Linked DNA regions of Mus musculus: region 1 is linked to region 2. A link is a loop called in an ENCODE intact Hi-C map of the cell type or tissue named here. Cell type or tissue: left cerebral cortex. All regions are shown on one strand. Links, peaks and the distances in the headings refer to the core of each region. The heading gives the core; the rest is flanking DNA.

What was found. Hi-C counts contacts between places; a loop is a spot of excess contacts. Peaks named below come from ENCODE experiments on the same cell type or tissue, not always from the same donor. Only the 100,000 strongest peaks of a DNase experiment are listed, where the experiment ranks them.
Region 1: it touches region 2 in a loop (4-fold over the local background); 30 of 42 quality-filtered maps call a loop at or near these places.

The regions. Positions count from the first base shown.
Region 1 is chr5:137,005,812-137,014,139 of GRCm38, forward strand. No RefSeq gene overlaps it. Among named protein-coding and RNA genes, the nearest start is that of Mir702, 19 kb to the left of the region's middle. In left cerebral cortex, for the core only: CTCF peaks have their summits at 4,364 (motif pointing right) and 7,965 (motif pointing right); DNase peaks (open chromatin) are centred at 4,379 and 6,891.
Region 2 is chr5:137,108,590-137,116,917 of GRCm38, forward strand. It overlaps Trim56 (tripartite motif-containing 56), which reads right to left and starts at 7,618. Exons shown (of 3, transcript NM_201373.4): 1 at 7,523-7,618; 2 at 6,200-6,364; 3 at 2,697-6,072. The coding sequence starts at 6,071. The coding sequence ends at 3,867. In left cerebral cortex, for the core only: no CTCF peak of the experiment used is centred there; DNase peaks (open chromatin) are centred at 3,617 and 7,601; H3K4me3 peaks cover 1,137 bases; H3K27ac peaks cover 691 bases.

The DNA of each region.
Region 1 (8,328 bases), core at 118-8,117, 100 kb before region 2:
GAGACGGCTCAGTTAGGAGCACTTGCTGCTCTTTCAGAGGACCTGAGTTGGATTCCCAGCACCCACATGGAGGTTTACCAACATCCTTAACTGTAGTTCTAAAGATCCATTGCCTTCTTCTGATCTCCACAGGCACCAGGCACGTGCATGGTGCACACACATTCATACAGGCAAGACACTCATTCACATAAAATAAATAAATCTAAAAAATGAATGGGTTTTATTATGACACTCTTATACACATATACAATGCATTTTGACTATACACCCATGACCTTCTCTTTTCCCTTCTCCCTTCCTCTTTCCAACTAGTCTGTCTTTTATTTTCATGTCTTTTTATTTGTTTGTTTTCCTTGTTTGGGGGACGCAGTGAGTTTCATTAGAATTATTTTCTCAATAATTCTAGGCACCTCACCAGAGGCTACACTATTGGAAAAAAAAAAAAAGCCTCATCCTTTCATTAAGATCCTTGCCCAGCCCTCTTTTTAAAGACAGGGTCTCATTATGTACCTCTAGTTGGCTTGGAGCCAACTATGCAGACAAGCTGATTTCAAACTCGTAGAGATCCAACTGCCTCTTGGTTCCTCCTCTCTCCATTTCCCCAAGTGCTGGATTTAGAGATGTGTGCCACTGAGGTAATCCTTGCCTGGATCCTTCTCCCTGTCTAAACAAGGTCAGAGGCTGAGCTAAGAACTGGCAGCCTTTTAATCCCAGCACTTGGGAGGCAGAGGCAGGTGGCTCTCTGTGAGTTCAAGGCCAGCTTGGTCCTTAGAACGAATTCTAGGAGAGCCAGGGCTACACAGTGAAACTCTGTCTCAAAAAAACCAAACCAAACTAACAAATAAGAATTGGCAGGCTCCAGAACAGAGCTGAGGAGGGATCCTTTGTGGAAAGATAGCTTTGAAGGGTAAACAGGATGTAAGAAGGAGAAGCTGGAATACAGTAGACACTGGAACACAATGAGCAAAAGCTAAACTTGGAATCTGCCCTCCCTGGTTTGCATTAAACCAGAACTTGGGAGGCTGACGCAGGAAGATCACGGATTCAACATCGAGATGGCAGATGGAGACAGGAGACCCCACGAAAGTTCACAGGTCATCTACCCTGGTATATGCAATGGTGAACAAGAGATCCACTCTCAGACAAGGAGGCGGGGCAGTCAGTACTGATGTCTGAGTGCATCTACATTCACACAAATACTACTACACATCATTTGCACACAAAGATTTTCAGTCTTTGACTTTACCAAAACAGGAGAAAACACATGCCCCGGAACTGGTAAATCTAGCCAAGAACCAAGAGTTTGGGGGAGCTTGTATACCCCAAGGGTGAACCTACTACTGTTACATCACTAAATGGATATACTATCAAACTGCCCTCTCAGTTTGTATCTCCAGACACATAGATTAGTGTGCCTCCCAGCCGGACCTTATCAGAAAAGCTCCTTTGTGTCATGGACAATGGCTAACACAGAGACTTTACTAATGGAAATGTAGAGAAGAAGCCACTCCATGTAAGTACAGGTACCATCTAGTAAGAAGCGTCTGAAAGATCTAAGAGGCAGAGGCCCAGGCAGACTGGAATAAAGCAGTGTCCTTTGGACATGACAGGATGCTACACTCAGGAACTCATACCAGCTGTGGCTGCTGGCGGGAGATCAAGCCAGCACGGAAGGAGGAGGGAGCCAGAGACCCCACCCCTCGCTTCGGAGCTGTTGATAGTTGAAGGGAGAGGCGGTTTCTGTGCTTATCTTTTTTTTTTTTAAGATTTATTTATTGTTATATCTAAGTACACGGTAGCTGTCTTCAGACACACCAGAAGAGGGCATCAGATCCCGTTACAGATGGTTGTGAGCCACCATGTGGTTGCTGGGAATTGAACTCAGGACCTCTGGAAGAGCAGTCAGTGCTCTTAACCTCTGTGCCATCTCTCCAGCCCGAGAAGCAGTTTCTTTAAGGATGTCGACCCTGGTAGGTAAACCTTCTCCAGTGGACGGGTCCATAGCCATGAGTATGGGGAATCTCACAAATTGGAATTGATGAGTTAGAAAGAGAGGTGAGGGGGAGGGAGAGACAGAGGGAATGGGAGGACAGGAAGTTCAGAGAATGAGGGGTACATAATGGGTGGATGCCAGGTCAATATAATTGAATTACTTTGTATGCATGTATAAGATTCCTCCCAAAAGTTAATAAAAATTATGTTAAAAGAAGATATAATGGCTTAAACTAAGGATGGAGACAAAATTATACTTGGTGGGAGTTCACAGTCACCATGACGGGTATAGTATGGATATAATGAAAGGTAAGATCTGATTGATGTCTTAAGAATCTTTGTGTGACCACAGCTATAGTGTCTTATATTAATCTACTCTGAACTCCCCTGTGGTGTGCGTGCCTCCTCTACATCCGCCCAAATGTTTTGGATTCATGAATGAAAGACACACATACACAGCCTTATATTTTAAAAACCTTAAACTGCTCAATGGTGGGTCACTCCCTAACTCCTCGTGGCTAACACACACTCCCCTCTGACATTCCTGAGTTAGTACTTCCTAAATCTGTATTTTATCTTTGTTACCCTGGACCCTGCTGGGCAGCCCTCCTGGGGCCGCTTTCCCCCTGCACTTACATGCCGGGTCTCTCACCCTCCTGCACATTTTCGGCGTGGTCTTTCTCTCCATCTGTTTGTTCACTGGCTTTGTGCTTGTATCTAGGAATCATTTGTCAGCTGGGCAGGATGGTTCATGCCTGTAATCTCTGGGGATGCTGCTGACACAGAGCTATCTCTGAGTAGGGGGCCAGCCTGAGCTACACAGTGAAACCCTGTCTTGAATAATAATAATAATAATAATAATAATAATAATAATAATAATAATAATAATAATAAAGTTGTTTGAGTGCAATTGGAACGTAACTATATTTGTCATCGGATGTCTGCTGTCCTATAAAACATATTCAGGAGAATTTCTCTCTTGTCCCCAGATGAAATTTTGGGCAATTCCATAACTTATGTTGAGCTTTTTCAGTTAGTAAGTTTTTTTGTGTTTTTTATAAAGACAGGGTCTCATGTAGTCCAGGTTACCTTTGAACTCACTGTGTGAAGACAGGATGCCTTTGAATTTCTGACCTTCCTGTCTTCACCTTCTACAACTAATTTTGTCCTGTCCTGGGGATGGAACCCAGGGCTATTTTGCACGTTAGACAATCACTCTACCAACTGAACCATCTCTCCAGCCCTCCTGATATTGTTTCTCTTGGTGTGTGTGTGTGTGTGTGTGTGTGTGTGTGTGTGTGTGTGTGTGCACAGACTCATCCATGCACACCCTAGAGGCATGGCTAGAGGATGCCTCTATTGTTCTGGGTCCTGTTCCCACTGAATCTGGAACCTCCTGTTTTGCAGCTTAGCCAGCTGGCCAGCAGCCCCAACCATCCTTTTGTCTGCGCTATCCCTAGAGCTGAGGTTATAGGTGTGGATGGAGGTTACAGTGTGTGTTTGGTCAGGACACTCAAACCCTGGAGGGTTCCAACACAGCCTTTGGAGCAGGAGGCTGTCCCCAACTAGCTCCAGCTCTCCAGGGCCTGCCTCACTACCTTGTTACACACTGGAAATATGCCTATGTCCCCATCTGTGACTCCCCTCCTGTCTCCTCCCCTTCCTCTTCTCTCCTCTTTTATTTGAGACTAAGACTCTTATAGCTCAGGCTGACCTTGAACTCACCATGTAACCAAGGCTCCCCTTGATCTCCTATCTCTACCTTCCAAGTTTTGGGATTATAGACACTGCCACCATGCCTAGCTTATAAGAAGCAAGCTCTCTCTCCTTTCCTCCTTCCCTCCCTCCCTCCCTCCCTCCCTCCCTCCCTCCCTCCCTCCCACCCTCCCTCCCTCCCTCTATGGAAAAGGGCAAGTGCCAGGTCTATACCACTCCATGCTATTCTGCTCCTTTCTTCTTTTTGGGGGGGGTGAGATCTCAATATGCAGCACAAGTGGTCCCTGAATTCCCAAGCATCCCTGCCTCGGCCTCTTGAGTACCTAGAACACAGGCATGACTTGGATTCTTCTGTATTCCTCCCCTCTTCTTCACTCCCCTCCCTTCTTCTCCTCCCCCCCTTCTCTCCCATCCCTCCCCTTCCTTTCTCCTCCCTTCCCCTCTCCCCTCCCTCCCCTCCCCTTCTCTTCTCTTTTCCAGAGCCCCATATCCCAGAGTTCAAGGCTGTTGTGGGTCTTCCCTTCAGCAAATAGTGCACAGGATGCCCCATCGCTGTGTGTTTCTGCTTGCAGTCTGGAAGCCTAACAGACTTGAACTTGAGAGGCTCCACAAGCTCAGCTTCTTGGCTCTTCAGGGACCTTTTCTCTCCCTGCCATCCTTAGAGTGGCCACCAGAGGGTGATCTCTTTTTCAGAAGACAATTCTGTCTAGTCCTTTCCAGTTTAAAATCTCCTGACTGGCCAGTCCGACTCACCCGGAGGGTCCAATAGACAGCCAAAACTTAGTCTCAAACTCACAGAGATCTGCCTGCCTCTGCTTCCAGAGTTCTGGGATCAAAGGCCTACACCACCACACCCAGCCTTGTTTGCCTGGATTGTTTGGTTTCTACGTTTAAGACAGGATCTCACTTTGTTGCACAGGCTAGTTTTGAATGTGCAGATCTCCTGCCTCAGGTTCCTGGGTGTTGAGATTACAGCTCTGTGGAGCTCACAGAACAAGAGGCCTCTCAGGCCTGGGTTTTGCTAGAGACCAGCCTCCTATCTGGAGAAGAACTCAGTGCAATTCACTATCCATTTCCGGACTGCCTTCCCAAGCCTGCAACCTGCCAGGCCTTAAAGATCCCCAACACTTGCCTGGCAGTGCTGGCACACAGCTTTAATCCCAGCCCTTTGAACATAAAGGCAGACAGATCTCTGAGTTCAAGGCCATCCTGGTCTACAGAGTTCCAGGTTAGCCAGTTCAGAGAAACCCTGTCTAAAACAAACAAAACCCCAAAGCCTCCATGCCCCTCTGTGTTGTTTGCAAACACCCTTTTTTTTCCAAAGTCAGGTAACTTGAGTATCAGAGCAAACACTGTATTGTATTGCAATACATTAAATATGTCTCCATCTGAAAGTAACGGATAGGGCTGGGTGGAGTGGAACACGTTGGTCATGTCAACACTAGGAAGGCCCAAGTGGGGAGATATTGAATTCAAGGCCAGCCAGGGCTCACAGTGAGACCTCATCCTGTTTTTGTTTGTGTGTGTGTGTGTGTATATATATATATATTCTAACAAATGAAAAGTCTGATTTGCACTACATGGAACAACAACTCATTAATTTGAGACAGGTATTTTAAAGGTTCATACTATTTATTTTGTGTATGTATATATGGGTCTGTGCACATGAATACAGGTACCCACGGAGGCCAGAAGAAAGAGTCCAATCCTCTGGAACTAGAGCTGTAGGTGGGCGTGAACCTGGGTGCTGACAACCAAACTTAGGTCCCCTGTACGAGCAGCAAGTGCTCTGAAGCACTGAGCCATCTGCCCAGCCCCTCATTTGAAAACGAGTAAGGGGAACATCTCATTGTTCAGCCAGCATTCCTTGAGAAACTATGGCTCGGTACATTTACAGCGAAGGAAGACAGATCTTCCATCACAGAGCCCAGCTAAGCCACCACAGCATGCTGGCAGAACTGTTTCCTAGGTGGTGCCACCGAGGTTTGAACTCAAGGCTTTATAAATGGTGAACGTAAGGGTTGGTGTGGCAGGGGGCAGGTTTAATTCCAGCATTCCCAAGGCAGAGGGAATGGATCTCTGCAGGTTCAAGGCCATCCAGGTCTACATAGCAAGTTCCAGGCCAATCAGGGCTACACAGTGAGACCCTGTCTCAAAAACCAAAGATAAAGGGGATAGTCGCCCAGTGGTTAAGAACTGCTTGCTTCTAAGTCTGATGACCTGAGTTCAATTCCCAGAGCCCATATGGAGTCTTGGAAGTTGTCCTCTGATTCCCACATAAACACTGAAAGTGCTTGTATACACACACACACACACACACACACACACACGGAGGGGGGAGAAAGGGGGGAAGAGGGAGGGGGAGAGGGAGAGGGAGAGAGAGAGAGACAAGAAAATATTCTAAGAAATGATTTTTGTTTGGTTGGTTTTAGTTTTTCGAGAACCGGCTAAGAAATGATTTTAAAAGCTAAGCATGTGCTGGGTAGTGGTGGCACACGCCTTTAATCCCAGCACTTGAGAGGCAGAGGCAGGCGGATTTCTGAGTTCGAGCCCAGCCTGGTCTACAGAGTGAGTTCCAGGACAGCTAGGGCCACACAGAGAAACCCTGTCTCTAAAAACCAAAACCAACCAACCAACCAAACAAACAAAAACCCTAAGCATGTGAATGGGTGGTGGTGACGCACATCTTTAATCTTAGCCCTCGAGAGGCAGAGCCAGGGCTATCTCTGAGTTCGAGGCCTGCCTGGTCTACACAGCAAGTTCCAGGACACTCAGGGTTACACAGAGAAACCCTGTCTTAACAAACAAACCAATATCCCAATTTCATGTTGATAGGAATGGCCACTAATGAATACACAGAGGCAGAGGTGACATCAGCAGGACCCTGTCCCTAAGAGTTCACCGTCAAGGCTGATGGCTTTTCCATCTCTCTGACTCACGAAGCTCCCACGGGTGTTCCTAGAACCGGACAATCCTGCCTACGGACTAAACAAGCGGCTTCCGTTAGGGCTAAATTATGATGCGCAGGCTGTAATGAGACTCGGTTGAAGAATAGCTACTCCAATTGGCTCAGCAATAATTCCTCCCATTACCTGAGCCCGCCGTGTGCCAGAAATACAGCACCAAGTCCTTTCTATGCATCATCTCATTCAGCCCTTACTGGAAGCGAGGTGTGAGGTCCTCTTTATAGAAAGAGAGACGTCGTGATTCACCAGCAAGGCTGACATCAGTGATCCATTGCCTTCTGCGCCATCCAGACCATTCCTCTAAGTGCTGCCTTTCTGAGTCAGCCATCTAGGCATTCTTTGGCTCTGTGACTATGTGCCAGTTGCTTAACCCTTTTGTCTCTGGTCTCCTTCCTTCTCTCTCTCTCTCTCTCTCTCTCTCTTCTCTGAGACAGGGTTTCTCTGTGTAGCTCTGGCTGTCCTGGAACTCACTCTATAGACCAGGCTGGCCTCCAACTCAGAGACCCACCTGCCAGTGAGTGCTGGGATCAGAAGTGTGCACCCCCACCACCTGCACCCAGCTCTTCTATTCTCTTAAAGGTGAGCTCATTGTAAATGTTATGAAGCCCCTGGGGATGCTGGGGGTTATAGCTCAGTGGCTATACTGCTTGCCTATCGAGAGGGAGGTCCTAGATCCTGTCTCCAGCGCTGCCTGATCTAAATGGTGCATGATGTCTGTAATCCCAGCAGTAGGGTAGAAACTGGAGACCCAGGAGGCAAAACTCATCCTTAGCTATGTGAGGACCCAGAGGCCACCTGAGAGGCCACCCAGGGTCCTACATGAGACCATGTTTTTCTTCTTAAGCATATGAGGGCTGTCATGATGGCCCAGTGGGGACTTGGTGGGCACTTGCCACCAAGCCCAGCAGTCTGGTCTCCATTCTCAGTACCTGTAAGATGGAAGAAGAGAACCAACTCCTAAAAGTATCTTCTGCGTTCCACATGTGTACTGTGGCCCACAGGTGCCCCCTACCCACAATTAAGCAAGTATAATTTTTTAAATTATTGGATTATAAATTTTGCTTTTTTTTGTTTGATTTTGATTTTTTTTTTGAGACAAGGTTTCCCTGGCTTTCCAGGAATTTGCTCTATAAAGTCAGGATGGCCTCCAATAGGAATATGGGTGCCTATGTCTCTGCCTCCCTCTGCCTCCCAAGTGCTGGGATTAAAAGCATGAAAGCATTTTGTTTTGTTTTATGTGTATAGGTATTTTTGCCTGCATGTTTATCTGTGCACCACATATGTGCAGTGTCCACAGAGGCCAGAAGAGGGCATCAGATCCCTTAGAGCTGAGTTAGAGACAGTTGTGAGCTGCCATGGGGTGCTCAGAATCAAATCCAGGTCCTCTGGAAAAGCAGCCAGTGCTCTTAACTGCTGAGCCATCTTTCCAGTTCCATCAAATGTAATTTTTAAAAATAAAAAGCATGAAAGAGCTGGTATGATACTGAATGTCTGTAATCCCAGTCGTTGAGGGGATGAGGCAGAAGGATCACAAACTCAAGGCAAGCCTGGGCTACATAGCAAAAGCCTGTCGCTATTAAAAGAAAAAGAAAAAGCAAAGCAAAACAAAACAGAAAAGGCTTATTCTCACTCTTAGATTCTTAGCAGTCTCTAA
Region 2 (8,328 bases), core at 63-8,062:
TTTATCTTTGGCGTATGCCAGTGGTTTTATTTGATGAATTCTTTTTCATTTTATAAGTCCTTGCTCATAGATACTTCCCCTGGGTATCTAAACTATTTTCTTCTTTGTCCAGATAGGTGTCCTTTTTTTTAACTGGTATTTCAGCTTTTCCTCATCAAATCAAAATTCTCTGTTGTTTGTAATCTTACTGGCCCTCATGTCTTCCCTTATGCTTTGCTGTGTATATATTTTTATGTTAGCTTATTTATTTATTTATTTATTTATTTATTCATTCATTTTTGTTGTTGTTGTTCATTTGCTTTTTTAAGAGCAGTTTTGTTGGTTTTGTTTTAGCCAAGGTCTCACGTAGCCTTGGCTGGTTTGGAATTTGCTAGGTTAGCCAAGGATAACCATGGACTTGTGAGTCTCCCATTCCGACTGACTGCCAGGACTGTAGGTATGTGCTATACCTGTTTTTATTCAGTGCTGGGGATCGAACCCAGGGGTCGGTTATGCCAGGCAAGCACTCTACCAACTGAGAGCCAGAGCCCCACTTGAAGGGGCTCACTATGGAGCCTAGGCTGGCCTTGAACTCACAATTCTGCTCTCACCAACTGAGTCCTGGGGATTATACCAGGCTTGCACCTCCATATCTAGCTTTTAAATTTTATATGTAATCAAATCTGGACATTGGTGATTCCCTACATTGGTTTCTACAAACAGGGAATTCTGTCCAGAAAAAGATGTCCCTTCTCTATCCTTAAACTTCCATCTGGACTTTATTCCAAAGGCCCCTGTGTCTCACACACACACTGTGTCATAATAATCCCTACCTTAAATGTCTCTTCAGCCTCATTTCTCCATAGCCCCCTGGCTAAACACACCCTCCAAAGCCACCCCTACCGTCTTCATCCAAAGACGCTGCCACAGATTAAAAACACTGAGGTGACTGCGACTCACCTCCAAGCGTATCTCCAGAGTTTTATGCCTCCTCCCGCCTTAGGTCCCCCATCCATCACTGCTGACTTCCCAGATTCTCCCATGCTGGCCTTTGGGCTTCAGCGCCTCCCCAGACCCCTCCTGTCACAGATGAAATCACATCACTTCATTCACATAAAGGCTAACATTTCTGAAAAGGGATTTTGCCAAGATAGCTAACAAAAAGCATAAATAAACAAGATTCCAGGAAACAGAAAGCATAAGAAAAGTCTTATAGAGATTTCATAATCTGTTTAAATGTCACATCCTATTTAAAAGTTAAATCCTATTTAACTTCAGATTGGCTAACTATCTGTTTAGTGGTTTTGTGATTTGCCTCTAAGATTATATATTACAGATATCCATTTTTTGCGTATTAAATCCCACCATTCATCCAAGCATCACTAATGCCTTTCCGTTGGGCCCATAATGGCCTTAAAAGATACATGGTGTTTCTCTTATTTTAGAGCTAAGGGAACATGGCTAATCTTTATGGACCTTGAAATCATGGAGACGTTGGACCTCCCTAATCTCCGCCCCAGGCCCCGCCCACCTGGGCAGGTGCAGCGATGGTGGGAGGGAAGAGCCAGCGGCTCAGGGTGGGGGGTGGATCATGTGTGTCTCTGCTGAGAAGGTGGGGTGAGGAGTGGGGGCAGGTCAGTGGGCAGCTCGCGGTCCTCCAGCTTTACCTGAATGAAGCGGTTACGGGCCAGCGGCATGTTAGGCAGGCTGAATTGCCATTTCTTTCTTGGTGTCCGCACCTGTGATCTTCCTGTTGATGGTGGGGAAGGGGCTGGAGTGTGTGACGACCTTGTGATCTTGCCCCTGCCAAGCACCCACTCAACGTCGTCCACGCCCCTCATCGCAGTCACGCCCAAACAGTGCCATCGAGATCTCCAGCCTTCGTAGCCTGCAAGGATGTCAGGGAGTCCTTCAGACCCACTCTTATCATCAGCCAGGTGATGCCATTGGCCAACACTTCATTCACAATGTCCGTCTGGCATCTCGGACTTAAACGCCCGAGTCTCGCTGATATCCTAGAGACCCAAGAATCCCTGCATTTCCTGCAGGCCCAGGAAGTCAGCAGGATATTCCTTTGCCATACGCTGACATACCCTGTTCACCAACACTTCTGACCCTGTCTCCTGCAGACACTGGACATCTTCTTTGTGAGGGGACCCCGGCCAGCCTGGCTACTCCTCAGCTCACTGAGCTTCGTGAAGACTAGTGTCTCTGAAAAGGTTCTGCTCCCATCTTCAAGAACTTCTGGTCCGACTAGAACCAGTTGATGCAGACTTTGATCACCTTGGGGGTGGGTGTCCGTGGGCTTCACCAACAACTATAAGCATCCCTCCCCCATCATCTGCTGTGTCTCTGGCTGGCAAGCCTTAATCAGCACCACGTGGATCTTATCATCATGGCTTCTGAGGGCTTCGATGCCTTCTGAAAACTCGAGAGATGTCTGGTTTGTGGGTACCGAAGGGAGGATGGCGTGTAGTCCATGCACTTGGTGAAACACTCAAGGACGGTCACTGCCGAGGCAACCCTGCCCTCTGGACAGGACCCACGAGTGTGGATGCTGACACCTTTCAACCACCATCTGGAAGAGTTCGACTCCCTCTTAACGTTGGGCATCTTTGCTGAACCACTTGAACATGCGGCCAAAGATGGAGTCTCTGTGGGACAGAAGCTGGTGCCTGAGAGTTGGGAGAGAGTCCAGCTTTTTTTTTTTTTTTTAACAGTCTCTGCGTATAGCCCAGGCTGGGCTCAAACATATAATCCTCCTGCCTCAGCTTCCCAAGTGCTGGGATAACAGGTGTGTGTGAGTGTGTGTGATGCTGCATCTGGATTTGATCTCATACCTCCACTTCTGCTTGTGCCTGCACTCTCTGACCCCTGACCTCTGACCCCATACTTCATTGAGGGAGTTTCTACTCCGATGGATTGGCAATGCTATTGTTGTTCTGAGATCTCTGGCCTCCTCTGACCCCATGTTCCCCTTGAGAATGGCCAGTTCTCACCTTCTTTCCAGCATGCCTAACATATCTTGACGTATACTTGGTCTTCCTTTGCTTGGAGGATGACTTATGTTATCTCCCTTAGGATTCTCTTTCACCTGCTCCAAGGTTTTGTTTTGTTTTCTTTTGTTTTTTAGGAAGGAAGATATGCCTGGGAATTGACTTCAGGACTTTCAGCAGGCTAGCCAAGTCTTCTAAGACCAAGCCACGCCCCCAACCCCTCCCTGGGGGATTCTAGGCAGGGGCTCTACCACTGAGCCACGCCCCCAGCCCCTCATTGGGGGATTCTAGGCAGGGGCTCTACCACTGAGCCACGCCCCCAGCCCCTCATTGGGGGATTCTAGGCAGGGGCTCTACCACTGAGCCACGCCCCCACCCTCATTGGTGCATTCTAGACAAGCCCTCTACAGTGAGCCATGCCCAGACTCCTCACTGGTAGAACCTAGCAGGCACTCTACTACTGAGTCTCTCATTGGTGAGTTCTAGGCAAGTGCTTTACAGAGGAGTCCTGACCCCATCCCAGGAATGGTTCTGAAGAATACAAATCAAGAATCAGGCTTCTAAATCTCAAAACACCTAAAACTACAGCAGCAGCCTTAGCTGCAGGAATTGTTCCAAAGCAAGCAGTTTGGTTGACTGCTGGCATCTGCTGTGTGCTCAAAGCTATTGCCAGCCAACACTACTCTTAGTAGCTTCTATCCCTGTACATCACAAAAGGAACAAGCATTTTGCTAGTTGGGAAAATGCCCTTGGCCAACTCATCCTATAGGTGGCTCTGCTTCTATTATGCCCTCCCTCCCTCCCTCCCTCCCTCCCTCCCTCCCTCCCTTTTTCCTTCCCTCCCTCCCTCCCTCCCTCCCCACCTGCCCCCCACCCCAGCCAAAAGCCGCTTTAGCTGTCAGGAAACCTGACCCTAAAGACATGGATGGTCCCATTGCTAAGTGACACCACCAAGTACTTGCCGTCTACCATGGTGGTTACCCGGGGCTTTTCCAGGCCATGGTATGCTGTTAGGAAGTCACCAAGAAGTGACCCCTTGGGATCCAGTATCACCACCTTGTTTACCTCTCGAAGGGTCAGAAATATGTAGCCCTTCTTATCCACAGACACAGAACCTGGCTGGCAGCCATGTAACCCAGGGCCCTTGTATTCCCAGATCACCTGACCTAACCCATCACAGAAAACCACGCTATTCTGCTGCCAATCTGACCCTACAAAATTGCCCTGGGGGCTGGTGGTTAGGAACACCAGTGCCCGCTGGCCCCGGCTAGCCTTGCCTCCAGGGATAAAGCGGGTAGCCAGGCTGCCATCTTTCTTGTATACCTCCACATGGCCTGCCACACTGACAGCTACTCGGTCTCCACATGGCATTGCGGCCACGGCGTGGCTGGACTGGGTGAGGCTCAGGGACCTGCGCCACTGAATTTCTCCGTCAGGACTGACAAGATAGAGTTTTGCATTGGCAGAGAAAGCCACTGCATTCTGCAGGGCAGCCACGCTGCACGGGGAACAGCCCTCGGGGACCTGCACTGTGCCTTTGTAGTCCCCATTGAGGGAGAAGCGTTTCAAGACCCTGTTCTGCTCATCTGCCACCAAGATTTCCTGGGGGCCGTAGGGACAGAGTCCAGTGATGCGAGGGGAGCGCTTGTCCCCGGGCATCCTCGTGGGGAAACTCCAGGAAAACACAGGCCGAGGGAGGAGGCCGGAACCTTCTAGGTTTGGCCTCAGGATGGGGCTGGGCTCCCGAGAAACAGACTTGCCTCTGCCTTTGCACTTCTTCTTCTTGTTAGGCCTGTTACCCCTTTCGATGAAGACCCCATCATCTTCTTGGGGGTTCTGGTCTTTGCCTTCTTTGGGAGTCAGGGGCTGGGCTCCACCCTGCTTCCCTATCTTGGTTCTATCGTCCCCTTGGCCTTGAGCTTCATCCCCTCCTTGGGTACCAGCCCCACCCTTCCCGCTGTCCTTCGGGGATTGTTTAGGCTCCTCAAAGATGAGTCGGAGCAGGTGGCAGTTCTTGTCCTCGAGCCCGGGATGGAGCTCTAGCTGGGGCAGCACACAGCGGGTGGGCCCAGACGTCCAGGGAGCATCCTGAAGCTGGCGCAGGCGCTGTGTGATTGCTCCCTCCAGCGAAAGGATCTCGGCCTCTAGACCCAAGCTGAGCACTCGACGGGCAAAGGCAGCCGCCGCCTTGGCCACCTGCTCCTGGCGCTCTATTTTGGTCAACCTCTCCCTGGTAGCCTCCTCAGCAGCCTCCACAAGGGCCCGGAGTTGTCCCAGCACTTCCTGCTTCTGGGCCAGCAGGGACTTGAGGATTCGTTCAGCTGCCTCCTCCACCTGAGTCCCCACACTGGCTGCCTGCTCCCGAAGCAAGGCCAGGGCTTCCTTTTCTGCCACCCGAGTGGCTTCTAGCTCCACCAGATTGCTGTCCACACCTGCCAATAACTCCTCAAGGCCTGGCTTCCTGGAACGCACTGCTTCCGCTAGGGGCAAGCAGGGGTGATCGATATGGGGACCCAGGCGGCAATCCTTGCAGAGCAACTGAGAACAAGGTTGACAGAGGAAGCAGAGGGCTTCCCCTGGGTGCTGGGGACACTGGGACGCCTGGCGCTCTCGAGCCTCTTCATCATACCACCCGGCTCTGTAACCCACCAAGTCAACGACACGGTGCTTATGGGTCTGCCGGGAGCAGCGATGCCCATCGGCACAGGCCTGGCATAAGTCGTCGGCACAGTCCAGGCACCTGGCTGTGGCGGGTCCCCCAGAGCTCTTGCCTCCCACCAGAGGGCACAGAGCGCAAGTTGGCTTCCCTGAATGGACGTCTCCGGGAGCTCTGGCCTTGACAAGATCCAAGAGCCCATTGACAAAGAAGTTGGTCTTAAAGGCGGCCACCCCTTCGGCGGGTACAGGCACAATCTCCCGACACTCGGGGCAGCGGACCTGACCACCGATGTCCAGTTGTGCCAGACAGTCCTGGCAATAGGTATGTAGGCATGGCAGAGTCTTGGGTGTGTGTAACTGCTCCAGGCAGATTTTACAGGCTAGGAAATCGCTGCTCAGAGCTTCCAGCAGAGTTGGGGAGGAGTCTTTGGAGTTCATGCTATAAGGGAAGGGGCAGAAGTCAGAGATACCTGGGCCAAGTCCCTAGCTTGGTCCTGTCTTCCCCCGCCCCACAAACACACTTCATCCTAGCCCCTCCCCTACTCTTTCCTGGTGTCCACACTCACCTGGATGTTTGGTACGTTCTGGCTTGTGGGAGGCACTAGATACCAGGGGAAGGGTTTTTTTCTTCCACTTTGTTCTCTTTACAGACACTCACCAAACGTAAACATGCGACCGGCTGTAGGAAGTGCTGAGCCTGTGGGAAAGATGAGACCAGGTAGCCCCCAGGCCTCAGAGATAGAATACTCTAATTAGTAACATACCAGGTCAAGGGCCAAAGGTAGGTGTAGCCCAAGCCCTTCCCGTCTCATGTAGCCCAGGCTGGCCTCAAACTTGGCCAAGTAGCCCAGGATGACCTTGACCTTCTGAACTTCCTGCCTCCACTTCCGGAGCCCTGGGAAGTTTATGTAGCACTGGAGAAGCAACCTAGGGCTTCTTGTGAGCTAGGCAGCCCTGCTCCTGGGTCTAGCTCCAAGCTTGTGCTCCTCCTGCCTCAGTCTCCTGCGTGCTCACATCACAGGCAAGCACCACCACGTTCACCTTGCCATGGGTCCTGTTATCAGTGGGTGCTAGGACTCAAGGGGCAGCCAGGAAGGACACACAGGTCAGGGGCATGCGAGCACTGTGCTTTTCGATGTTGGACAGGGTCCCGCAGTCTTTGTCCATCCATCTGTCTGGGAGGGTGTCCTGGGAGGGTGGAAGGGGCCCTACTTCCTGCCCCATCTAGCTTTGAAAATAACAACAGATCAAGATGAAGGCTCAGGGAGAAAAAGTTCATCTCCTTCCTTTTCCTGGACCTGGGGGTCATGTAGATCTGGCCTGACTCCTGGAGTCCTCTAATTTTACCATTCCTACCAAACTCATTCTAGAATCCCCTGGAGGGAAGGTACTGTAAGTCCCCAGCACGGTGGCGACTTAATAAAGAAAGCTGGAGCCCGAGACAGGAAGCTTGCCACAAATTTGAGGCTAGCCTGGGTTTAAAAGTGAGTTTCAGGACAGCCTGGGGCTACAATAGTGAGTTCTGGTTGAGCTTGCCCTACAGAGAGATCTAGCCTTGAGAGAGAGAATGAGAGCGATCACTTTTCTTTTTCCCCAGTGTTGGGAGGAAAAAAAAACAAACAAACTCGGAGTGGGGGGTGGGGGTGCGGTTGTCTACACTCAGTGAGTGTAGGATTCAGGACACAAGGTGGGAGGTGGGAGGCTGAGGGACAGGGCCTGGCTCCAAGCTTGTCCTCCCAAGCTTCTCAGGTCCCCTCTGCCCTCTCTCCCCTCCCTTCCTTTCCCTCTCCCGGGCTTTCTCACTTCCCCTTTCCTCCCTCCCCTCCCCCCAGGCTAGTCTTTCTGGGTGCTGGCTCTTAACCCCATCCGCCTTCCCGGGCTCTCCTTACCCAGCCACAGCTGATCCTGGACTCTCCCAGCAGGACCGGGGAGCCCCGAAATCCCGCTACCGCCAGCAGTTGACTACCTGCAAGAGAAACAAAACTGAAAGTAATCGTACTGTGGTGGTGCAACTTCCGTCCCCGGCCCGGGACAACTACTCTGGGGCGCAAGCCCCGCCTTCCTCACCACTCCACCCTGGAACCCTCCCTCCCCTCTGGCCGGGGCAATAAGGCCAGACCCGACTCCAGCAGGAAGGTCTGGGGGCTACAGGTTAGGGCGACTGGTAGCCCCAGGCTCAAGCTGTCAGCTTGTGTGTGTGTTGCAAACAAGACACTGCCCCAGAATCTATTCTCTGAGCATGTTTATCGGGTCAGGATGTTTATGTGTGGCAAGGAATGACAGATGAGCGATTGGGCCAGTGGGCGAGGCTCCTCGTGGGTCCTTTGCTAACCGTTGAAGCTGTGAGCCCCAGATAAGAACATTTCCAGAGCTTAGCGCAGTCTTTCTGGAGGAGGCTGTCTAGAGATGTGTTTGAGGAGGTCTCGGAGCATTTGGGGGCTTTCCCGGGGCAAGAGCGTTCTGAGAGCAACAGGTGTGCAGGGACAGAGAAATGACATCCGAAATCCTCAGCCTTCGGTGGTGGGCCACAGCTGTAATCCCTGCGCTGGGAGCTGGAGGCAGGAAGACCAGAGGTTCCATGCTAGCTAGCCTCAGATACTTGGCAAGTTTAAGGCCTGTGAAGCTTGAAAGAATCACAGGGGACCGTGTGAACCGTGGAAGACAACAGACGTTGTAGAGGGAGGAATTGACTAAC